Linked DNA regions of Mus musculus: region 2 is linked to region 1. A link is a loop called in an ENCODE intact Hi-C map of the cell type or tissue named here. Cell type or tissue: left cerebral cortex. All regions are shown on one strand. Each heading gives the region's core, and the rest is flanking DNA. Links, peaks and the distances in the headings are about the cores only. Region 1 has its middle 61 kb from the start of Tmem200a. Region 2 overlaps Gm29571 (predicted gene 29571).

What was found. Peaks named below come from ENCODE experiments on the same cell type or tissue, not always from the same donor. Only the 100,000 strongest peaks of a DNase experiment are listed, where the experiment ranks them.
Region 2: it touches region 1 in a loop (5-fold over the local background); 33 of 42 quality-filtered maps call a loop at or near these places.

The regions. Positions count from the first base shown.
Region 1 is chr10:26,133,770-26,146,339 of GRCm38, forward strand. No RefSeq gene overlaps it. Among named protein-coding and RNA genes, the nearest start is that of Tmem200a, 61 kb to the left of the region's middle. In left cerebral cortex, for the core only: a CTCF peak has its summit at 5,858 (motif pointing left); DNase peaks (open chromatin) are centred at 5,868, 7,348, 7,771 and 9,198.
Region 2 is chr10:25,671,240-25,683,809 of GRCm38, forward strand. It overlaps Gm29571 (predicted gene 29571), which reads left to right. Exons shown (of 4, transcript NR_136909.1): 4 at 724-2,104. Among named protein-coding and RNA genes, the nearest start is that of Gm36543, 37 kb to the right of the region's middle. In left cerebral cortex, for the core only: a CTCF peak has its summit at 10,194 (motif pointing right); DNase peaks (open chromatin) are centred at 4,230, 5,607, 6,836 and 10,196.

The DNA of each region.
Region 1 (12,570 bases), core at 1,981-9,980:
CTCAATTCTTCACTGAGTTAGAAAGGGCAATTTGCAAATTCATCTGGAATAACAAAAAATCTAGGATAGCAAAAACTATTCTCAACAATGAAAGAATCACCATGCCTGACCTCAAGCTGTACTACAGAGCAATTGTGATAAAAACTGCATGGTACTGGTATAATGACAGACAGGTAGATCAATGGATTAGAACTGAAGCTCCAGAAATGAACCCACACACCTATGGCCTCTTGATCTTTGACAAAAGAGCTAAAACCATCCAGTGGAAAAAAGACAGCTTTTTCACCAAATGGGCCTGGTTCAACTGTCAGTCAACATGTAGAAGATTGCAAATTGATTCATTCTTATCTTCCTGTACAAAGCTCAAGTCCAAGTGGACCAAGGACCTCCGCATAAAACGAAAGACACTGAATCTAATAGAAGAGAAAATAGGGGAAAAGCCTCATACACATGGGCATGGGAGAAAAGTTCCTGAAGAGAACACCAATGGCTTATGCTCTAAGATCAAGAATCAGCAAGTGGGATCTCATAAAATTGCAAAGCTTCTGTAAGGCAAAGGACACTGCAATTAGGAGAAAATGGCAACCAACAGATCTTTATCAATCCTACATCCAATAGTGGGCTAACATCCAATCTATACAAAGAACTCAAGAAGTTAGAACCAAATAACCCTATTAAAAAATGGGGAACAGAGATAAACAGAGAATTCTCAACTGATGAAACTCAAATGGCTGAGAAGCATCTAAGGAAATGTTCAACATCCTTAGTCATCAGGGAAATGCAAATCAAAACCCTGAGATTCCACCTCACACCAGTCAGAATGGCTAAGATCAAAAACTCAGGTGACAGCAGAGGCTGGTGAGGATGTGGAGAAAGAGGAAGACTCTGCCATTGCTGGTGGGATTGCAAGCTGGTACAACCACTTTGGAAATCAGTCTGTCGGTTCCTCAGAAAATTGGGCACAGTGCTACCTGAGAACCCAGCTATACTACTCCTAGGTATATACCCAGAAGATGCTCCAAAATGAAATAAGGATACATGGTCCACTATGTTCATAGCAGCCATATTTATAATTGCCAGAAGTTGAAAACAATCCAGATGTCTCTCAACAAAGGAATGGATACAGAAAATGTGGTACATTTAAACAGTGGAGTACTACTCGGTTATTAAAAGCAATGACTGTATGAATTTGGGAGGGAAATGGATGGATCTAGAAAATCTCATCCTGCGTGAGATAACTCAATCACAAAGGAATACACATGGTATGTTCTCACTGATAAGTGGATATTAGGCAAAGAGCATGGAATACTCACAATACAACTCATGGACCACATGAAACTCAAGAGGGAGGAAGACCAAAGGGTGGATGCTTCAGTCCTACTTAGAAGAGGGAACAAAGTAATCAAGGGAAGAAGAGGGTGGGAGGGAATTGGGGGGAAGAGAAGGGGGAGGGGTAAAGAGGGGAAGAATCAGGTATGGGAGGAGATGGGGAATGTACAAAAGGTCAGGAAATTGAACAGAAGTGTGTAGCAATGGGGGATGGAGAACTGGGGGTAACAACCAGAAAGTCCCAGATGCTAGGAGAGCAAGAACCTCCCAGGACCCCACAGGGATTACATCAGCTGAAATATCCCACAAAGGGAAGAAATAACCTGTGGAATCATATCCAGAGGTTAGGCATGGCCCCTGGTTGAGGGATGAGACCACCCATCTGTACTGGCTAGTTTTGTGTGTCAACTTGACACATTGGTGCCAGCATAGTGGGGTATTCTGTGACAACCTGACCATGTTTTGGGGAGGACTGTGGAAGGACTTTGGAACTTTGGGCTTGAAGATCCATTAATTGTTAAGAGCTCTGTCAGATGTTGTGTAGGAGCTTGAAAGATAATGTTGAGAACAGTGCAGAAGATGGAGGCCTGCCTTGTGAAATTTCAGAGGGAAGATTAAAGACTCTTTTCAGGGACATTGCTATTTTGATTGTGAAGATTCTGTGGTTCTGGTTAGCTGGGGCTGAAGAATCAGCTGTGATTAACAAGATACCAGAACTACTTAAGTGAAAGAGGCTGTGTTCCAGAGATAGCCAAAGTTGTACCTCGTGCTGCAGCAGGACTTGGTAATGTGTAAGAGTCACCCAGGTGGTACTGGTTTTGAAGGCATGAAGGGGTCACACAGAGGACCTGAGGCTTGGCACTGTGAGAGGCCATGGAAGGCCATTGGTGAAGGTGCAGCCTCAGTTGCAATTGATGGCCCAGGACAGAAGGGGACATGCAAACAAGTTGAGGCTTGGCACCATGAAGAGAGCCTATGAGAGGCTGTTGGTGAAGCCTAGTTACAGCAGAAGACAGCAGTGTTTTGGAGATGCCAGTACCATGAAATGACCACCAAGAACAGCAGCAGCAGTGGAGTACAGGGAGCTGGAGCCTAAAAGACAACGTGTATGCTACAAAGGGCAAGGCTGGAGAAGTGACCCAAGCCCTTGGAGGAGCCCAGAAGATTGTGAGTTGGATCCCAGACATTGGACGGTGGGAGATTGATTTTGCTTTTCATTGTGACTGTGCCCTGATGCTTTTCCTTCTTGAAAACCCACAGTTAAGAGACTTTTAATTGTAAAGACTTTGGATTTTAAGAGAGATTGAAGTTTTAAGAATTTGCAAAGACTGTGGGACTTTTAAAGTTATTTAGATCTTGGGGATGAATAGGAAACTAAGAGTTGAGGCTTAATAGTGATGTGTTTGTGTGTCATGTTGACAAGGGGTCAATTGTACTGACTAGGTTTTTTTTGTGTCAACTTGACACAGCTGGAGTTACCACAGAGAAAGGAGCTTCAGTTGGGGAAATGCCTCTATGAGATCCAGCTGTAAGGCATTTTCTCAACTAGTGATCAAGGGGGAAAGGCCCCTTGTGGGTGGCACCATCCCTGGGCTGGGAGTCTTGGGTTCTATAAGAGAGCAGGCTGAGCAAGCCAGGGGAAGCAAGCCAGTAAAGAACATCCCTCCATGGCCTCTGCATCTGCTCCTGATTTCTTACCTGGTTGAGTTCCAGTCCTGACTTCCTTGGTGATGAACAACAGTATGGAATTGTAAGCCGAATAAACCCTTTTCCTCCCCAACTGCTTCTTGGTCATGATGTTTGTGCAGGAATAGAAACCCTGACTAAGACACCGCCCATCTCCAAAATTTTAATCCAGAATTGCTCCTGTCTAAAGGAAATACAGGGACAAAGAATGGAGCAGAGACTAATGGTAAGGCCATCCATAGACTGCTCTACCTGGGGATCCATCCCACATGCAGATACCAAATCCAGACACTTTGGCTGATGCCAAGAAGTGCTTGCTGACAGGAGCCGGATACAGCTGTCTCTTGAGAGGCTCTGCCAGAACCTGACAAATACAGATGCAGATGCTCACAGCCAACCATTGGAGTGAGCATAGGGACCCCTGAAGGAGCTGAAGGGGCCTTATCTGCCATCAATGGGAAGGGAGACCCTTGGTACTGTGAAGGTACAGTGTAGAGGAATGCTACAGTAGTAAGGCGGTAGTGGGTGAGTGGGTTGAGGAGCACCCTCATAGAAGCAAGGTAAGGGGGAATGGGATAGAGTGTTTACAGAAGGGACATTGGGAAAGGGGATAACATTTGAAATATAAATAAATAAAATATCCAATTAAAAAAGAATAAGTAAGTCTAAGAATAAAGTCTTACATTTTTATAACTGATACTTAGCTAGGTGTTAGACATGAATGCCCTCCGATTTCCCGATAGGCTACATAATCCCAAATGATCAACCCTTAAACACGTGTACTTATCAGCAATACCAAATGCTTTCAATAGGGCGTGCGTGCGTGCGTGCGTGCGTGTGTGTGTGTGTGTGCGTGTGCGTGTGTGTACCTATAGCAATAATAATTATAGAAAAAGAGATCATGGGCTTTTGAGGGAGAGATCACAGGAGGAATTTGGAGAGAGAAGAGGAATTATGTAAATGTGGTACTTAAAGTCAAAATTCTCAAAAATAAATTAATTAATTAATTAATAATTAATTAAATGAGCCTTTAGGAGGTGGACAGATAGCTCACTGGTTAAGCACTTTTTGCTTTCACAGGGGACTGGGCTTCTGCTCCAAGTGCCCACTTCAATGGTTGATAACCACCTGCAATACTAGTTCTAGGATATCAGCCATCCTTTGCTGGCCTGCTTAGGCACCTGCATGCATGTGGTGCACATACATACCCACAGGCACACATACATAAAATAAGTGAATCGATCTTCAGTTATTTTTATTGTACATGTATGGAGTCCACTGTGATAATTTGATACAGGCATATGATGTGCTATGATTAAGTCAGGGCACTTAGCATTTTTATCTTTGTAAACATCTATCATTTCGTCATTGAAAAACTCGAAGTTTCTCTCTTCCAGTTGCTCATAAAATGTATAATAAATTGTTGTTATCCATGCTCGCTGCAGGAAGCCATGGGACACTGTCCCACACTTCTCCTCGCTGTATCTATCTTTTCACTGCTGAATGCCAGGCAGAATGAACAGCATCTTCATATACAGATTTTTGCCAAATTGAAATGGCACTGTGCGGCGGGGAGGGGGATCAGGGAGCATTAAATTCAAAGGTCTGCCTTTCTAGTCTGAAAATAAGAGGGTTACCTAGTCATCTTCAAGGAAGGTATCGACCCCCTAAAGTATTTAAGGATTCACCTAATCACTCTAAACCACTATCCTTATGTTGAACAACATTTTCTGAATCTACATGTTGATATATTTTGAGGGTCTTTTTAATTTATTTATAAGGATTTATTTATTTATTACTATTGTTTCTATTTTTAATCATGCAAAATTAAAGTGGTCATAAAGATGTTCCAGGATGTTAAATGCCAGAGCACATTTATTAACTCACCCCCTGTGCTTCTCCTGTATACCCTCATAGATTCGTCCTTCATTTATTCATGCATTGATTAAATATTCATTGGGCCTAGGCTGTATCCAGTGCTTAACAGGCACACACGAAGGGGACGGGAACGTGTGCTTTTTTGCCCTTCCCCTTTCAGTCTGGATGGAAAACTAACTCTTAATGTGGCCCTTGGCACTTATTACAAAAGTCAAGATCTCCTTTAAATAATGTCACACTCTGTAAGATTGACTTTGTTGTCCTATTTTACTGATAGCAAAAAATGAAGTTGAGAGAGCTGAGATTCAGGAGCCTTGGCCAGATTTTCATTGCACAGGTGCTAAGCAACCATCCCCTAAACATGAAAGGAACATTCATCGAGCAAACTATGAGTGTGTCTGACGCTGTCTTTGTGTAGAAGTTCAGGAAGATCCAAATAAATAATATAGCTCCAGGAGATGCTTCTCATCATATTTCAAAAAAAAATTACATCTAATAAGAACATAGCACACAACAAAGAACACAGGTGGGCCAATAGAAGTGGGGTTCAGAGGCTAAAACTCAGACAGAGGGCTTAGGAAGCCTGGCTCTTGTGAGGCATGAGAGGAGAAAATCAACGCGATATTCTTTCACCTGCCCATGTTTCACAGTGCCTAGCACATGCTTGTAGAGACAATCATTTTAGCACGTTATTACATCGATGATGAGCAGGAGATATTATTTGATGTTTTGACATTTCATAACTGCTGTAAACTAGTTCTATCTTATGTCAATGGCTGTTCTCATGACTCCCACTGTTTGGCTTTTCATCTGTTATTTCATGAACATTTTTCTATTGTAGACTTCTAAATGTCAAACAACAACAATAACAACAACAACAACAACAACACAACAACAAATCAGTAGCTTGAGATTCAACACGCCATCTTCAGTTCACCAGCTAGTCGCGACCACACTGCCACCTAGTGGTTTGTAGCTGCGGCTTCCACAGTAAACAGTCTATTCAAACATATCAAGCTTACACATCTATTAACTGATTCTGGTTGGTTTATTTAGAACATACAGCTCATTTTACCATAGAGATGATATCGTGAATGACTATGAGGTTTCTAGTCTGCTTACACAATCCCATGATGGAATCCACACCTTCCATGTATTGTAATCCATTGTTGCAGGGGCAGGGGTGGGGGAAACTAAGACAGCAACCGTCACAAAAGAGACAGCTCATTTTACCCAGCTCAGACTCTGAAGAAACACAATACAGGTGGAAGAGCTCACTGGGATTAACAAATGATGTACGATGAGGGTCCAGAAAGCAGTAAGGAGCGGGCACTGTGGAGAAGGGCATCCATGGGGAGGGATGTGTGAATATGCATATATGACAAGACCATTCTTGGTGTGTGCAGAGAAAAGTGAGAATCCCTGTTTCCCAGGGAGCAAGGTGCAGAATGCAGAACTGACCTCAAGATACCTGGAGGTCAGGTGCCCAATTGCTTCCTATTAATTAGACTAGCTTGAATTTTCTATGAATGGGAAAAATACTTGTACACACATGACAATTAGCATAATTATTTCAAGATCTATGTTTGCTATTGAGTTTATTAAGAGCTCCTTGTTCTTCATGTCACTGCCTCATAGCTTATTCACCCATTCACGTGAAAATGAACGTCCTGGATGTTTCTATGGTTGGATGTTACAATAACAGGCTCAGGCTATTGTAAGTTCTCACTTATAACTTGTCTATGTGAAGATGTTCTCATTTAAGTTGGATAGTTACGTCGATTAGGGTAGCTGTACTGTATATCAGTCTATTGCCCTTTTAAAAGTCGATATACTGTCTTTCATCAGGGCAAGACCATTCTCTGTGTGTACAGTGTCACCAGTCAGTGTTGAATTTAGTCTCTCACAGTTTCCTCCAGCCCTTGCTATGGTCAGAGTTTTTCGTTATCCAAGTGGATGCATCCTGATATTATGTTGTGGTTTCTTAATACTTTAATGTTATTTATTGCCTTTACATGCACGAATTTGACATCTGTTTCCCATGTAATTTTTGAATATTGTAAAGTTGTTTTGAGCAACCCCTATTTGTCCTTAATTTAATTCCCATTGTCAGATATATCTTGATACTTTATTCTTTGTTATTTGTTATCTTTTCTTTCATTTACTGACTTCCTATAGATTGGTTAAATTTAGCACTATTCTATTTTGATACTTTCCCATAGCTTCTGGATATATATATACACGTTTTATTCATTTATTTTTCTCTGACTGTCAGATGGGGGCATTTGTGATCATCCATTTAAAGTCCACTGATTCTTTTCTTAGTCATTTCAAGTCTATAAATATTTTTGCCTCCCTTGCTAAGGCTTTATTTATTCATCCTTACACCCTTTAATTTCTTTCTCTGTCTTATTTCTCCAGCTGGTGCTTCAAGCACAATGCAAAAAGGAGTGGGAACGGTGGGCAGCCTTGTCTTGTTCCTGATTTCATTGGGATTGCTTCAAGTTTTTCCCCCATTTAGGATGGTGTTTGCCGTGGATTCCTCATTGATGATGATGATGACGATGACGATGACGATGATGATGGATACTGATGTATGTTCCCTCTAGTCCCACTTACTCTTTCTAGGACTTTTCATCATGAAGACATGTTGGATTTTTGTCAAAGGCTTTTTCTGCTCAGTTGGGATGATCATGTGATTTTTTTTACCTTTCAAACCACTTATGCAGTTTATAACATGTGTTAAATTGTGTATTTTGAACCACCCCTGTATCTCCTGGATAAAGCCAACTTGGTCATGGGGGATGATAATGTGTTTGATGTATGTCAGTATTTGGTTTGCAGGTATTTCACTGAGCATTTATGAATCTGTGTTCACCAGGAATTCTGGCCTGCAGCTGTCTCGTTATTCTTGTGTCTTTACCTGGCTTGAGCATTAGAATAATGCTGGCTTCATAGAATGAGTTTGGCAATGCCCTTTCTGTTTCTGTTTTTGAAATGTTTTAAGAAGGAAGAATTGGCTGTAGATTTCCTTTGAAAGTCTGATATAATTCTGTTATGAATCCATCTGGACCTGAACATTTTTAGTTAGAACTTTGTTACCATTTCAACTTCTTTGTGGGTCTATTTCTGCCATTGGCTTTTCTTAGTTTAATTTAGGTGATTTGATGGAATCTAGAAAATTCTCCATTTCTTTAGGTTTTCCAGCATAATAGAGTACAGCTTTTTAAAGTGTTCCCTTAAAATATTCTGATCTATCTCTCTCTCTCTCTCTCTCTCTCTCTCTCTCTCTCTCTCTCTCTCTCTCTCTCTCCATCTTGCTAATTTCTCAAAGAGCCAGCTCTTAGACTCATTGATCTTTGTATTAACTAACCACTGCTCTAGACTTAATTTAGATCCTACTATTGAGGCAAACTCTTCTAGGTCCATGCAGATGAGCAATGACTTAGGAGTTGGTCCACCTGAGCTGATGGGAGTAGATTATGTCTGAAGCTGTGCATGAGTCCCAAGAATCTTGCCATTTTATCCCATGAGTGCTTCATCTACTTGAGGCAATATATGCTGCTCACTTCTTAGCTAAAGGCTCAAAAGAGATTCTGTGTGGGACTGCTGTTGTCCCCTCTTCACTCAGTCTGCGAGGGCTGTCATCTGTATGTGGCCTTGATATAAATACAGATATTGGATGTGACCTAAGACACTTCAAGAGCTTCCTTGTTCAATTCAAATCTCTCCAGGGTGCAGTGTCCTACTGACTGCTGCCCCCATGTACACTTTCTAGGTTTTAGTTATTTCAGTAGAAGAAAAGTCCTGTCCCTGTCTATCTTGGTCAAAAGAAATTAATAAATCATTTATACAATAGATTTTTTTTTTGTCTTTCAAAGTTCATCTTTTGAGTGCAGAACTAAATATCAGTTCTGTTTTCCCAGGCCTTTTTTCTTTTACATTCCCAGTATTTCTTAAACTTCCCATCATAATACTTACCTGAGTGTATTTTAATTTTGTGGTTTTTATGTACATCTCCTCCATTAGGAGAAAATTTTCATAATTTTCCTTACCTCATCAATACCTAAATTCATACTCACACCTGATAGTTATTCAGCTAATATTTGTACAGGGTCAGTGAGCCTGTCCCCGTTCTTCTTGGAGAGACATTCATGGACAGCTCTCAGTTTGTCATTGATTTGGAGACCTGCCTTCTCATTGGCATTCTAGAGAGGTGTTGGGCTCTGCCACCCTACTCCTGCTCCCACTCCTTGGTTGCTCACAGTTGCTAGGAGAAGTGATAACTCATAGTAACAGTAAGGTAGATAGTTGGTGGTGGATGTGAAACAGAACCAAATGCTGTCTATTGAGATTTCCCACTAGGCCATCTGTGTAGAATTCTGAAAATATTGTAGCCTAGGAGTCCAAAGTTCCAGATGTGCAATGGGCTTTGTTGAGTCTTGGCAGTATAAAGAGAGCTATTGACTACCTTCTGAAGTCATGTTCTCATTTATAACATGGAAATGCTAATTATACAGTTGCCAGTCCTTACCTGCATATCCAATATCCAAAAAGCTAGAAAAACCAAATGATTTTGTATAACTTGTTTCACATTAAAACCAGATCTGGAATTAAACCTACGTGGAGCACTTTGGAAATTCTTACTGCACCTATTTTGATTGTTCAGAATCCCCTGGATTTATCATATAATATTCAGTAAAGGCACAATTTATCTTTGTTAAAACTGAGATTATAAATCAGCAAATCTGGCCCCAGTGCACATATATTAACACAGCATGCATTTGGAGCTCTTATTTTTCAAAGAGGTCACAGCACAGGTTGATGGGAGGTGTGGTGGAATGGAGAGTGACAGCTGTCACCACAGTGTTTAGAGACAGTTAAGTCCTGGGGAATTAGTTATCGATGATTTCAACCATGATCCTTTGGCCCCCATGTAAAGACAGGTTCTCAGCCCTTCTGAGGACCAGAAGTCTCCTATAGGACACTTTCTCAACAGAGGCCACACACACCCTTTTTTCCTCTTCTTTTTTTTTTTCCCACAGGATTTTGTGCTTCCTTCCCTTCCTCCTCAAGTCCCATTATTTTAATCTCATAAAAACAAGAACTCAAGTGACAGCAGATGCTGGCGAGGATGTGGAGAAAGAGGAACACTCATCCATTGTTGGTGGGATTGCAAGCTGGTACAACCACTCTGGAAATCAATCTGGAAGTTCCTCAGAAAACTGGAAATAGTTCTACCTAAAGACTCAGCTACATATATCATTCCTGGGCATATACCCAGAAGATGCTCCAACATGTCATAAGGACACATGCTCCACTGTGTTCATAGCAGCCTTATTTATACCCAGAAGCTGGAAAGAACCGAGATGTCCCTCAACAGAAGAATGGATACAGAAAATGTGGTGCACTCACTGATAAGTGGATATTAGCCCCAATCCTAGGATACCCAAGATATAAGATACAATTTGCTAAACACATGAAACTCAAGAAGAATGAAGACTGAAGTGTGGACACTATGCACCTCCTTAGAATTGGGAACAAAACACCCATGGAAGGAGTTACAAAGACAAAGTTTGGAGCTGAGATGAAAGGATGGACCATGTAGAGACTGCCATATCCAGGGATCCACCCCATAATCAGCATCCAAACGCTGACACCATTGCATATACTAGCAAGATTTTATCGAAAGGACCCAGATGTAGCTGTCTCTTGCGAGACTATGCCGGGGCCTAGCAAACACAGAAGTGGATGCTCACAGTCAGCTAATGGATGGATCACAGGGCTCCCAATGGAGGAGCTAGAGAAAGTACCCAAGGAGCTAAAGGGAACTGCAACCCTATAGGTGGAACAACATTATGAACTAACCAGTACCCAGGAGCTCTTGACTCTAGCTGCATATGTATCAAAAGATGGCCTAGTTGGCCATCACTGGAAAGAGAGGCCCATTGGACACGCAAACTTTATATGCCCCAGTACAGGGGAATGCCAGGGCCAAAAAGGGGGAGTGGGTGGGTAGGGGAGTGGGGGTGGGTGGGTATGGGGGACTTTTGGTATAGCATTGGAAATGTAAATGAGCTAAATACCTAATAAAAAATGGAAAAAAAAAAGAAAATGTGGTGCATTTACACAATGGAGTACTACTCAGCTATTCCATAGTTTTTAAACAGAAGAATCTATAAATGTGTAGACAAATATAATTAAAATGACTGCAAATCCTTCATAAGTGACTATAACAATTAAACAGCCTCTAAGGACATTAGCAGCTCTGTTTTTTAATGATTCTATTTTTCCTAGTAACTAAAATGTATTTAATATGTAAAATTCATATTTTTGCACATTATCTCTACAAATTCTCATGTATCTTCTGAGAGTTGAAAAAGACAAATTAACATCATTGTACCAATTTGAAATTATGATTTTAAAACAGCCAAGTTGCTTTTGTCTGGGGTCACCTAACTTGGTTTCTGAATGTCTGATCCAGTTTACTCCACTGTACCCAACCGTCCTTGATGGAAATTATGTCTTGATATCCATTCTTCATCCAAGCTTTCATGGACACTCTAACCTACACATTGAATTTGATGTCTTAAGGCAGCGGTGGCACAAGTCTTTAATATGAGCACTCCAGGGGCAGAAGCAGGTACCTCTGTAGTTCAAGCCTAGCCTAGTCTACCGAGTGAGTTCTAGGATATCCATGGCTATACAGAATTTGATGTTTTATATATAAATTCACATTCAACATTTCTGACACTCTAAGATATAATCTTCTTTTCCTCTCTCACATATTCTATTTGACTTGTTCTTAGATTATTTATATTAGCTCAGATAACAATATGAATCAACAGTTGTACTGTACAAAAATCAAAACAAGACTACCAGGCTATTCTCAATGCCCACAAGCTTAAAGGCACAATATAACAAGCAATCTTAGCAGAGCTCGAATGCTTATTTAGAGAGGGTGCAATAAGCAATGGTTTTAAATGGAATAGTATTTTTAAAGCTTAGAATTGGTTAGGAAATATTTTAAAATCACATCTATCAACACCACTAGAAAACTAAATAAACAAATAAAAATATTCAACTATCAGGTCAAATTTTCATTCATATGACATTTAATTCATTTCAGCTGTGATATTTTTATAAGTTTCCCCTCTTGAGGGAGGCTTAACCCTCCTGTTCCCGCAGAGACGTGGTAATTTCCCTCAAGCTAGATCTGTGAAGAATTACCATGAAGAATTCCCAACTGTCACACCATTCATTATGGAACTCAAATTCAATATCCTCTCTGAGTTCTTATGACTAAATCCCACCTGATCCCCTTGAATCACGAGTTGGACTTTCTCAGCAGCAATATGGGTTAGGTGTGAGTGAGTTTGGCACCCTAAGAACACATGCAGAGTGGGTCAGTTAATATTTGAGAGAAGTAAGAGGTTCCACTGATGAGGTTTTTAATGACAACAATAGCAAAGGTCTCCAAATTTTCCTGGGTGTGGGGGGGAGTTAACTTATTTTTATGCTTTGGAGCTAATGCCGATGTTATTTTTGAGCAAGTCCAATGGTAAGAATATACACCTTTGATTTTCTGAGCCAAGTTAAGATCTATCATCTTCATGTTTTTAAGGGAAAAACCATGAGCAAGCATAGGTAATATTGAAATCTGCAAAGGGTTTTAAT
Region 2 (12,570 bases), core at 2,461-10,460, 460 kb before region 1:
TTGACATAGAAGGAGGAGGAGCTTCTGGGTTCTATCCCACCCAGAAGATTCCTGTAAACAACCGCAGTGAAACTCATTAGGTCCTTCCTCCACCCACTGAAAGGACCTGAAGTTAAAGGAAGGTTAGCAGGTTAGCTGGAAAGAGTCAGTGGAGGAAGGGAAGACAAAAGAGAATAGTAGATATGTGTGTGTGAGCGTGTGTATGTGCGTGTGTGTGTGTGTGTGTGTGTGTGTGTGTTTGTGTGGGTGTGTATGATCGAAACACATTATGTCACAATGAAACCCATTATTATGCAATACTAATAATACATGCTAACAAAAACATTAAACTGAAGAAATGTATCTCTGAGATGTCTTATGAGCAAAGAATTGAATGAGGTTTAAGCCTGCATGAAGTTGAAGAGTAGATGGGAAAATAACCTCTCTTTATTGGTGCTTTCCAAAGAAGACTATATCCAATCTGGCTTAGATCTGTACCCAACATCTGGAGGCTGCTGCATGGGCATTGGGGAGCAGAGAGCCTGGTGGTTTCCATAGCCTGGAACCCTATGGATAGACAGGAATCTTGTCTCCAGAGAAAGGAAGTATGTTTGTTCCCCTTTACCATGAAACTGTGTCTTAAAACAGCAGAAATGTATTTCTATAGTTTTGGAGGATAGAAGGTCAAAAAAAAAAAAAAAGTTCTTTGCAAAGGCCCTAAAGGGAATCTTTATTCTCTTTCAGATTTTGGTGGCTCCTGGTCTTCTTAAGTGAGTGGCAGTATGACTCCAAGCTTTTTCCTGTGTCTCCACAAGGTCTCTCTCCTTATATGTGTCTTTGTTCCTTTGGGGGGGTCTCTTATTTGAACACTGTCATTAACATTAGTGCTTGGCCTAACCTAGTTTGATAGTCTTAAATTTTATCTTCCCTTTACCTATAAAATCCCTATTTCTAAATAAAGGTATAGTCTGTGATGTACAGAGCACAAAAATCTTGGAGTAAAGAAAGCCCCACTTCACTTACTATATGAGAGAAGAGTGGGTGGTGTTCCCAGGGGTTGGGGAAGGTCTGTAAAGGTGTCTCCTGTGAGATATATTGGGAAATGAGGGTATAAGTGACTTCGTGGTGGATCTCACAGTCTAGGAGTAGAGACAGGCTGATAAGTGCCTATAGTGCAGTGAGAGTTAATGGTAGATTATATAACACTAACTTAGAGGGGGAGTGTGCCTAGGGATGCAAGATGAGGTCATCTCAATGAGGGGATATTGAGTTGTCTTGAGCAAAGCATAGAAATACTGATGAATGCTAGATTCAAAATTGAGGCAATCCTTTTTTTTTTTTTTACAACCTTAAAAAATCAAGGTCTTTGCATTTCACTAGATTGCATCCTCTTTTCCATAGGAAGGCACTTGAGTATATATTACAGAACTGACATGGGTTTGAAAGCTGCGTATGGGCCCATTAATTTTTGGTAGACACCTATTTCTTGCTCCTAGAATCATAGTTGTTGCTTGATGTTTCTTCTTGGCCCATTGCTCCTTCTCTAGTTTTCTATTAACCACTTAATTTAATAAACCTTCATCTGTACTGACAATAAATGTGTTAATATTCCTCCATATCACAATAAGTGGCCTTTCATGGTGTGGCTAGTAGCCATGTCTCTGATACACTAGAGTTCTATCTCTTGGTGCAGATATGAAAGGTGTTGCTTCCCATGAGGTCTTTCTCACAGAGGGCCAAGAGGTTCCCGAAGTGCCTAGACAGGTACTTCTTGTCATTTAGCAGACTGTTTGTCTACAGTCTGAAAGTGGCCCAAATTTTCATAGAAATTGGAAACTCAGGGGGTATCAAAAGGCCAAAGTTTCTTGCTTAAAAGGTTTTCTGGTCCCAGGTTTTATTTGCTATTATAAGAATCAGCCTTCATAGCATTGTTAATATGAATGTCTACAGACATGGTATTTTTCCTGATTTATTGCTTGACATTTAGTTCTTCAATCTTAATGTCTAGATTTTTTTTTCTTTTTTCAATTCCATCTTTAGCTTTGTCAACAATGGGATTCAAATGATGAAATTTAATTATTTGAGATATACAGTGAGTCCATGTGATTCCACTATAAAAAAGAACAGAAAAAAAAAAAAAAAAGAAGAAAAGAATGGGCTGAGAAGATGGCCTGGTGGGTAAGGACTTGTCAGGCAAGTGTGAAGATCTGAATTCAACTCTCCAGCATCTACGTAGAGCTCAGTGTAGAGCATGGGTCTGTAATTCCAGGGTTCTTAAAGTGAGATGGGCGGTAGAGTTGGGGGGGGGTCCTCAGAAGCTTGGGGGCCAGCCTGGTCTGTGCGATAACATAGAACAAAGACTCTATCTCATACAGGGAGGAAGTTGAGGACCAACACCCAAGGATGTCCTGTGACCCCCATGGATGTGTGGTGGAATGCACATACCTGGTAATACACATGTTACACACATATCATCATCACACACAAAGAAAAGAGAAAGGAAGAGTATATTAAAGAAATTAGAGGGAGAAAAGAGTTGACAGACGTGCTAAGAAAATTCATGTAATCACAAAGCATTCTTTATGTGACATTTAAACAGAAAGTCTGTTCACATCGAAAGTCAAGGCAGACGGCGGAGAAATACAATAATTAAGAAGAAGATCATTGGTCTGCACCCACTTCCCATGCTGGTTCTCATTGAACTTAGTGTCACTTCATTCATATTTAAAAGCAGACCAATTCAGTTTATCTTTGCTATCTCAGAACATTATTGTAGCCTTTGTCCTAAACACTGAAGTACCGACATAGTGATTCCTGGGCCTCTTGGTTTTCTTGATCCAGAGCTTCTGTCATGGCATTTCTACATTCTTGTGTGTGTGTGTGTGTGTGTGTGTGTGTGTGTAAAATCATGAACTAGAACCACAAACCATGAATAATTAGGAAGAAACTCCCCTGTGGATTTTCAGAGGACTGGGGATGTTCCAGCATAGGATTCTATATTTTCTTCAACTGTGCAGTGTTTGGAAAGAACAGTTTTATTAAGTATCCCTGGAGCTGGAGCTATTCAAGCAGTTCCTATTGACTCTTGCATTAAAGTGGTGTGCATGCCAGGGGGCACTGTAGAATCAGGCAGAGTATTTGATGTCTTTTAGGAAATTTAGAGAAGCGTATGGAAGGACCCTTTTGCAATCTGTGATATTTAGAGTGTGGGCTTCCTCATGGCAGACCTGGGCTTACATCTGGCTTGATGACCTCCCGGCCGAGTCCTTTGTAAATAACTCCTTCCACATCTGTCTCCTCCACCCGAAAGCAGGGAAGAGACGCTCCTTTGTTTCTCCATGATCATTAGATGCAATGCCAGAGCATTTCTCTGCCCTCATCTTTCCTGCTAGTCTTCAGAGCCAGCCCACACTGCCTTCCCTAGGCCAGTCTCATACCTTGCCACTACTGATTTTTTTTTTTAATTTTATCTTATTTTTTATTTATCACACAAGTCAGAAGAGGACACAACATTATTTTTACTGTCACTCTAAGACAAACACTTTGCCACCTCCAAAGCGTCCACATCATCCAAGCATTAACCCTGCCATTTGGACAGAACCTCTGGTTCTTTTGGGGTTCTGGATCTGAATATTAGAACACCTGTGCAGGGGTGGAGGGTGGGGTTCTATGTGGCTGCTCTGCTGCCTCCTCAAATTCATTATCTGCTCTGTTTCCAGGTGGGACTTATCACCTTATTCCCAGAGCTGGGTTTTCCTTCTCTTGTTCTGTATTAATGACACGATATTTTTAGCTATCCTAGAGAAAACAGAATTATCTTCAATGCATCCTTTTAGCCATCCTAGAGAAAACAAAATTTATATTCAATGGCTTCTTCTCCTTGAATCTTTATGTTAGAAACTGAAATTCATGTCTATCCCTTTTCTTCTCCTCATTCCTCGATCCTGTGTGTATCAAGTACATTTATGAAGCCCCTTGTTTGCTCCTCTGCAGCAAGCTCATTGTGATTGTTGGCATCTCAGTGTTATCCACATAGAAAAACGGTGAAGCCAAATATAAAGGCTCAACGCTGGAAACACCCATTCTGGATATGAATCCCGTTGCTGTGAATTCCTCCCACAGTTCACCAGCTTTACCCAGCCCCAGACATCTCATCTGGACGGGGAACACTGATAGTACTTGCCTCATGAGGCCATTAAGATTTAGTGCTTTAGCTCATGTCGACTGTTGAAGAAGCCCCAGTGTGCAGTAGATATGATACACGTGAGAGGTTACACATGAGAGGCACTAACCAGCTCCCGCTTCCTCTCTCTGCAGCTGGATCCCTTTCTTTACCTAAACAAAGCTGTCAGGAGATCGATCGGTTCCATTTGGCTGTGTGCTCATTCTCTCCCAAATACGGGTGTTCTCTGCCTGGCGTGCCAGACGCTGTCAAACTCACCTCTCACTTTTGCTAACCTCCTCCTCGTCCAGAGGGCACATCTCCAGGTGGCTCACTTCTTTCCAGTGTTTGTCTCCTGTGTGTCAAGATAGGCATTTTCCTGAACTGTCCTCTGACGGCTCTGAGGTGTAAAACATTCATTTATTTGGGGGCATCTCATACATGTTCACTGCATCTCAATCATTCCAGTCCCCCTCCATCACTCCCAATTCATGTTTGTTACTTACATGTGTATTCATAGGTATATGTACACATGTATGGATATGCACATGTGTGTATAACCTACTGAGCCAGTGAGCCTGTACTAGATCCTTTAGCTCCACAATCTCTCCCAGTCTTCTGGACTTGCCAGTCCTGCTCACACATGACTAACTCATGCATGTGTCATGAGTGTAAGACTTTATGTAACTTGCCCAAGGTCAGAGAGATTTGCATCAGTTTACATGACCCCCTTGCCTGGGCACACGGACACTTAGCATACCCCACAATATAAATAAGGGCACAGCAGAGCTGAGCTTCGATCTTGGATTTTTGTCCAAGTCTACACACACACACACACACACACACACACACACACACAGCTTGATTTGTGGGTTCAGAGCAACTACAACTAGCAGGGGCTTATTCCATCAAAGGGGGCGTGTAAGGCAGGACCTGCCTCTTACAGTCGAAGCAGAAACTACGATGAAGCTGTTTTTGTTCCGTCTCTAGGTTTAAGCACGTGAATTTAGTTGAGCCGATCAGAAGCACTTGGCTGAGCCTTGCGCCTGGTCAGATGGTTTTGTAAGGAAGCAGGCACATTGGAAGAAGCACCAGCAATTCCTTGCGTGGTGTGATACAGAATCCCAGATTCACTCTGTGGTGGGTACTGGTAGCTCCCGGGGTCCTCCCCAGCAGAGGACTATGGGAGGATACATGTCATCCTGGCTCTGGAGAGGCAAAGAAAGCTCCCTACAGCTCTCCTCCAGACAGCCTATCCAAATGTCTGCACGCCAGGTTAAGTAAGAGACGCCATCTCAAAATGTAATGCATAGAGCAACGGAAGAAGGCAGTCAACGCTGGCTTCTGACAGCTTACACAACCACATACACATCAGGTGACGGGGAGAATGGTAATGTTCTTCACAAGTTCATAAACTCCAAACCATCTACTCCAAACCAAAGTTGCCCAACAAAGGCAGACACTGACAAGACTTCTCCAGGGAAAACATCAGCACAAAAGAGATGTGATAACCCAGGCTCTTGCGCGCCTTCATTTCAGCCTGCTTCACAGTGACATGCGCAGTATGAAGCAGCCCTGAAATGGAAGCAGCCTGTATTTGCAAGCGGAATGAGTGGTGCTTTGAAGGTGATAGATAGAATAAGATTCAGCTTGCCTGCACAGGATTATCTAGTTTGCATTAATTGACGTGGGAAGACCCACCATAACTGTGGGCAGGACCTTTCATTTGCCTTGGATTCTAGACTGTGCAAATGGAGAAAACGGGGTGAAGCACAGGCTGATTGCTCTTTCCAGTGTGGGTGTAAACAGCCACTTCAAACTCCTGCTGCCCTGACTCCCACTGCCATAATGGACTAAACTCTGAACTGTGCTCTAAAATAAACTCATTCCCTCATAAGTTGCTTTTGTCACGCTATTTATCACAGCAACAGGAGAAGAAACTGAGAGGTAGTTGGGGCACCTGATACCTGATTTAAATTTTAACTGAAATGTTTTCACCAAAAGGGGTACATGCTGTACCCCAAAGAACTCCATCTGAAATTGGCCATACAGTAGAATAAGGGCAGTTAATTTTAGAAGGAGACATTTTCCATTTAAAAGATCTTAACTGGAACAATCACTATTACAACTTCAGCAAAGGGCCAGCAAGATGTCTCAGTAGCTGCAGGTGCTTGCTAACTTTGCTCCCCAGAACCAATGTAAAGGTGGAATGAAAGAACCAACTCCCGCAAACTTGTCACACACCAGTAATAATAATAATGATAATAGTCAAAGTAGCAAGAAATTCCAGATTAAAAAAATAATAAACCTTATAAGTTATTTCATGAAATCTTGGAGTGCTTTAGTTCCAGCGAAGTGTCTTTGTCCCATTTGCTGAAGCAAGCGGTAAACTGTGGAGAAATAACAACCCTGATGAACCATGCTTGTCTAGCAATAAGCTATGCTCTGGAAGGGGGAGGGGCCATCCAAGACTTTCATCATTGCTACACGCTGTGGTTAATCATTTAAAGGAAAAATTAGCCTCCCCCCCCCCCCAATTTTTAAGTACCATCCAGAGCTCTGGATCTTTCAGGAGTGCTGGGCCAGTGGATAAAACATATGCTGCTTTCTCTTCCTGATGGAAGTTGAGTTGCTTCTGGGCCATTTGTGAACCACCTGGTGCTCAAAGACCAATGTGGAAATCCAGCAAGCTGTTTCCATGGTGATGAGGCTTCCTCTTTCTGGCAACCACTCCTCCCCCCAGCCTCCTATCCTTTTCAACTGTCAGGAGTTTAGATTTGCTGTAAAGAGCAGGAATAATGATAACACAAGTGCAGCGTTCTCTCTCTCTCTCTCTCTCTCTCTCTCTCTCTCTCTCTCTCTCTCTCCAGGGTACTCTCCAGGTGTATCTACTATATGCCAAAAATCAGCGGGGAATCCCCTTTGCGCACAGGTGGAGATGCTCAGACATATTAGGATCTGTATTAGATCAGTGTTCTATAGTAGAACAGAGTGATAGAATGATAAAGCGAGATTCAATAGATTGGCTGACATGATCAAGGTCTAGACAAATCACTGATTGCTGCCTTCACCCTAGAGATGCAAAGAACCCAAAAGCTGTCCAGTCCACAAGGCCAGAAGCCTTAGCAGTCTCAGTATGGTGGTAAAAGCCTGGAGGACTTGTGGAGGATCTTCAGTCCACACTAGAAGGCAGAAGCGGAGTTCTAATGCCAGTTTGTGCTCAGTAATCCCCAGTTAATGTAATCAGGATGGTGTGGTGGTTCTCATCGTCGATGCTAGGGTCATAGGATCTACTTGGAGAAATTGTGAGAATTATAAGTCACGCTTGAAGCATTCTGGGGGGGGGGAGGTGTTTAGTAAATGCTACTTGGGTGCCTGGAGAACCTGGGATATATATATGGTACTAGGAAGTGACATAGCAGAATGCTGGCTCCTGTGTCACCTGTGGCGTGAGTCCCAACGCCTTGCTTATCACATGGTTTTTATTGCCGTTAATGACATGCCAACCCAGGTAGTATAAAGGAAGGGTCTCACCTGGACTTACGGTCAGCATCTGATTATTTACACTGGGACATAGGAAGCATCCCAAATTTCAGTGAAAATGCGCATATCAGCCATATGTTTAAAGTCTTATCAGTTGACTGAAGCATTTTATTATTGAAAGACTAAGCTGTTCTGAATTAATGGTGGCTGTTAAAGCTGTTAAATTGACACACCAAGACGGTTACGGTGAGCATTAAAATGGTCATCGAGTAAATGGGGAACGTGTTTGGAAGTTAACCAGCATTAACTTTGATTCTTTCCTTATATGGTGTTGAAAGGATCATTATTTATCTTTTTTTGGAGGGGGGAGGGCAATACCACGGATCCGGACCCAGGGCCTGGATCCACGGGCTTGGGAAGAGCTTTACCGCTGAGCTCTACATACGTCCAGGCTTCTGTTCACTTTTGTTTCTGCAACAGAGCCTCACCAAGCTGCTAAAGCAGGCCTGATTCTCTGAAGTCTGCTGAGCAGCTGGAATTATGGACCTGAACGATCAGACTTGACCATTATATACCTTTGAGCAAAGAAACTATGACAATTTGAATAGTAATATAAGTTGGCATGAGAGTAGATTATATTAAAATCCTACATTCATTGTTTTGGTATACTGATACATTTTAAAAATAATTTTTAGGCACTGTGTTTAATTTGAACTTCTACCTGGGTCCTGATTCTTGTAAAAAAAAAAAAATAGGAGGAGAATTTTAAAATACAGGATGTCAAAATTTCCACCTCAGACTTTATAAAGAAGAGCACCATGTACATGGTGCAGCTAGCACGAGTCCCTTTTTGATGTTGACGGGATAAAGATGTAAAGAAGAAGAAGGAGGAAAATGATCAGGGAAAAGGTGGCCTCTCCAGAATGTACCATATTGCCAACCAAACCGTAGAAAGAGATTTACACACACACACACACAAAAGCCTTAAGAAGATTATTGTTTTATAGATGACTTTTCAGAGGCTTCAGTGGGAAGTAGAAGATGGGTGAATAGATTGCTCCAGCCCTCCAGTCAGTGCTCATAAAACGGGGTGAAGGTTTCTCTTCTTTGCTTTTCTGACTGTATGGGTGTAAAGGCACAGAGTTGCTTACAGAAAGCACGCTCTGGATTTCAACCCACCACCAGTCTCCGAAGGACCCTGATCACTTCCTGTCCAGAGGCCTCGCTGATATTTCTATTTTCCTTAAGTTTCTAATTTTTTAATTAAAAAATGTTCCAAATAGTGTACTTTGATCATATTTCCCCGCCTCCAACTACTCCCAGGTAATTTCCACCATCCATGCAACTTCATGTAAATGTGTTCTCTCTTTGTCTCCAAACCACACAAGAAACAAGAACAAACCAACAACAAACAAGTGACTGAGAAACAAAAATCAAGACAAGCAGGCAAAAGACTCACAAGACGGGGAAAAAAGGCAAAGCAAAGCAAAGCAAAGCAACAGGAAAAAAAAAAAGTACACATTGAATTTGTTTTATGTTGGCCAACCATTTCCGGGGCCTGTCCTGGAGTGTGGTTCATAAGCCAAGTGAAATTCCATCGGAAAAATGGATCTATTGGAGATGACTTCCTGTTATGTGTGGGACTTCTCTGTCAACTTCTCCCCTATAGCCCTGGGACCCATACTGGCATGGACTTGTGCAGGCCGGCTGCATGCTTCACAGTCTCCGTGAGTCCGTATGTGCACCAGTCCTGTGGTGGTTGGAAGACATTGTCTCCTCGGTATTCCCCATCACCTCTGGCTTTCCTCTTCCTCTCCACCAGAGCTCCCTGAACCTGAGCAGAGAGATTTGATGAAGATGCCTGTCAGCACGTTGTCCTACTATGGATCTCTGTGTTGCTTCCCATCTACTCCCAGAAGCTTCTCCGATGTGGGTCGAGTGCATCACTGATCTATAGATATAGCAGCATGTCACCATGCTGACTGACATTTCTTAAAACTTAGAAATGAGTGAAGGGCTTCGCACACACTGAAGCAAGGGCAGCTCTGGGCCCTGATCACTTCCTGTCCAGAGGCCTCGCTGATATTTCTATTTTCCTTAAGTTTCTAATTTTTTAATTAAAAAATGTTCCAAATAGTGTACTTTGATCATATTTCCCCGCCTCCAACTACTCCCAGGTAATTTCCACCATCCATGCAACTTCATGTAAATGTGTTCTCTCTTTGTCTCCAAACCACACAAGAAACAAGAACAAACCAACAACAAACAAGTGACTGAGAAACAAAAATCAAGACAAGCAGGCAAAAGACTCACAAGACGGGGAAAAAAGGCAAAGCAAAGCATAGCAAAGCAACAGGAAAAAAAAAAGTACACATTGCATCCTTGCTTTTCCTCACGGAGAGCTTTCTTCTTGCCAGTTTTCTACAGAGTCACTGGTAATGTTCGCTGTTTTGCTCAACCCAGAGTGCTTCCCCTCATTTTCAGGGGTATGAAAAGGTCTATTAAAAAGGCTTCCTAGATCCTTTCAGTTAAAACAAAACCTGGGGAAGTGTCACTGTGCCGTTAAGTGTGGCCACTTGGTGGCGCCAAAAAGTAACCTTAACCCTTACAAAGAGCAATAGAAAGATAAACAGACACGCTTTTGATAAAGGTGTATTGCGACTGTGTACTTCTTCTTCTTTTCCCTTTTTATTTAAAATGAAGATGGTCAGTAGTCCAAGGAGTGAGTGTAAACTGGAAAAGTCTCTCAGTTCTTTTATCCTTGACCTATTTAAACTCAACTGCCATGGCTTTCAAGTATGTTCCTTGGGGAACTAGACTGAAAAGTGATGTCTGATGTTTACAGAGCCCTGGATACATGCATCACACGGTTTAGCATATAAATATTTCTATTGTTCATTTTTTTGTGAGTTTTCATTTTTCAAATCCTTACCACACTGTAGTTAGAACAGTATCCGTCACTGTCAATTTACATGGAGAAGCTGACTCGAGAGTGATAGAGCCGGGATTTGAACCCACCATCAGTCTCCAAAGGCAGAGATTTCATCTCTGCACTTGGTTTGTGTCCAAATGATTCTTTATAGGAAGGAAGTTTACTTCCATGACATTTGTACGTATGGTGTGTGTGCATGTACATTTGTGCATGCAGATAAGTATGCATGTGGTTCCGACCCAACTTGATGGCTGGTGAGTGCCTTCCTCTGTTGCTTCTCATCTTTTTTTTTTTTTTTTTTTAAGACTTCTCGCTGATCCTGTGGCTTCTTCTTTTGTTTAGATTGGCGGTCCAAGCCCCAGGGCTGCCTCTGTCTTTGCCTGACTAACATTAGGATTATACATGTGTGCTGTGGTGCCTGGCTTTTGTATAGGTTCTGAGGATCTGAACTCGGATCCTCATTATCCATTTGAGTCATCTGCCCAGCCAGCTCTTCAATAATTTTAACTCCTTGAAAAGAAAGGTTTTTAAAAGAAAAAGCCTTTTAAACATCCCCACCCCCACCCCCAATATCAGAAAGAACATTTGCTGCTGTACTTTTAACATGGGAAAAAATGACACTCACATAATTTTCCTTGTTTCAAAATTTCAAGTTGAAGCTTGTTCTTAAAGATTCACAGGCACATTTGGTCAGGGACTCCAACAGTGCCAGGCTAATGCTTTTGGAGTCTAGCAGTGCCAGATAATTCCTGCTTTAGCCTGAAGTCCCTGGGCAGCAATCTCCAGCAATATTCTCAGTTTCACGAGGCAGTTGTGTTCTTCACTTTACTGTTAGAAAAGGAACTTGACCCTTGGCCTGACCTTCCCCCTCTATTACAGCCTGAGGGACGAGTGGCTAACTCTCCAAGCTGAGCCCTATAAAAGAGGTGAGATGCCCTTTCTCAAAGTCTTAGGTGGGTAGTGATAGAGAGAGACACCCAGTACACATGCACATATCTCTACACATGAATTGCTCAACATGGCTTTAGTGTCTCTTTTTTACTTTGCTGTTCCTGTTATTTGTTGGTTACAAGGGATGTGCTAGTGGGAATCATGGGACTCTATTTTGGATGCTGCCAACCACAAGTGGAGCCTTCTTAGCTAGTTAACAAATTTGTGCTATTATCACTGAGGCATGCACAGAGAGTCCTGAGAGGGACCTAATCAACCTGGGATCCCAGTGCTATGACAACCTCAAAGACCATGTTCCCTTTGCTGGAGAATGGTTTATAGGTCCTTTTCTCTTGACAGGAGAGTTTTGCCTCTCTGCCTAATAAGTGTCTATGCTGGAAAAGCAAGGTAAGAGCTGGATGAATGGCAGCAGGAACTGGGAGGTTGGCAGGCTTGTTGCAAGGATAAAAATAAGTTGACACCGACTTCATGCAGCTCTGTAATTTGGTTGCTGGGATTCTCTGGTCAGTGAGAGAGTAGTAACTACTGGCCAACATGTGGGGTTTGGGTTATCTGGGAATTGTAATTACTCCTTTTTGTCTTCTCTTTAAAAAGACAATGGACATCTGGCTATATAAGCAGAAAATTTAGAAGCCACAGCACCTTTTGAAATTTACTTCTAGGTTTATGGAGTGAGACAATGCCTTTGGTGATGGGGATAGAAATCTCTTTTTATCTCCAAGGATTCTCTGCATTACTGCGGCTTCTGCCTAGTTTGGACTGAGCTGGAATCTTCTGTTTGCAATCATTTTTCATCTCTGAGAAGCATGCATGGAACCCTTAGGAGGAGTTGTGGATTATGTTTTTAGTACTTTGTGTGTCTTTGAGGAGAAAGGGCCGATCATCAGGTGTCTCCCTCCTTTTGGAAAAAAAAAGCTTTTGTTTCTAATCTAGATGGGTAGGGAGACTGGAACAGAGACAGAATATAATGAAGATCCTGTCCTCTGGTCAAGACATTTGGATGAGTCTGTTATAAAGTGTTTTAGTTATGGGATATTTGGATGTCTGTTATAAAGTGTCTTAG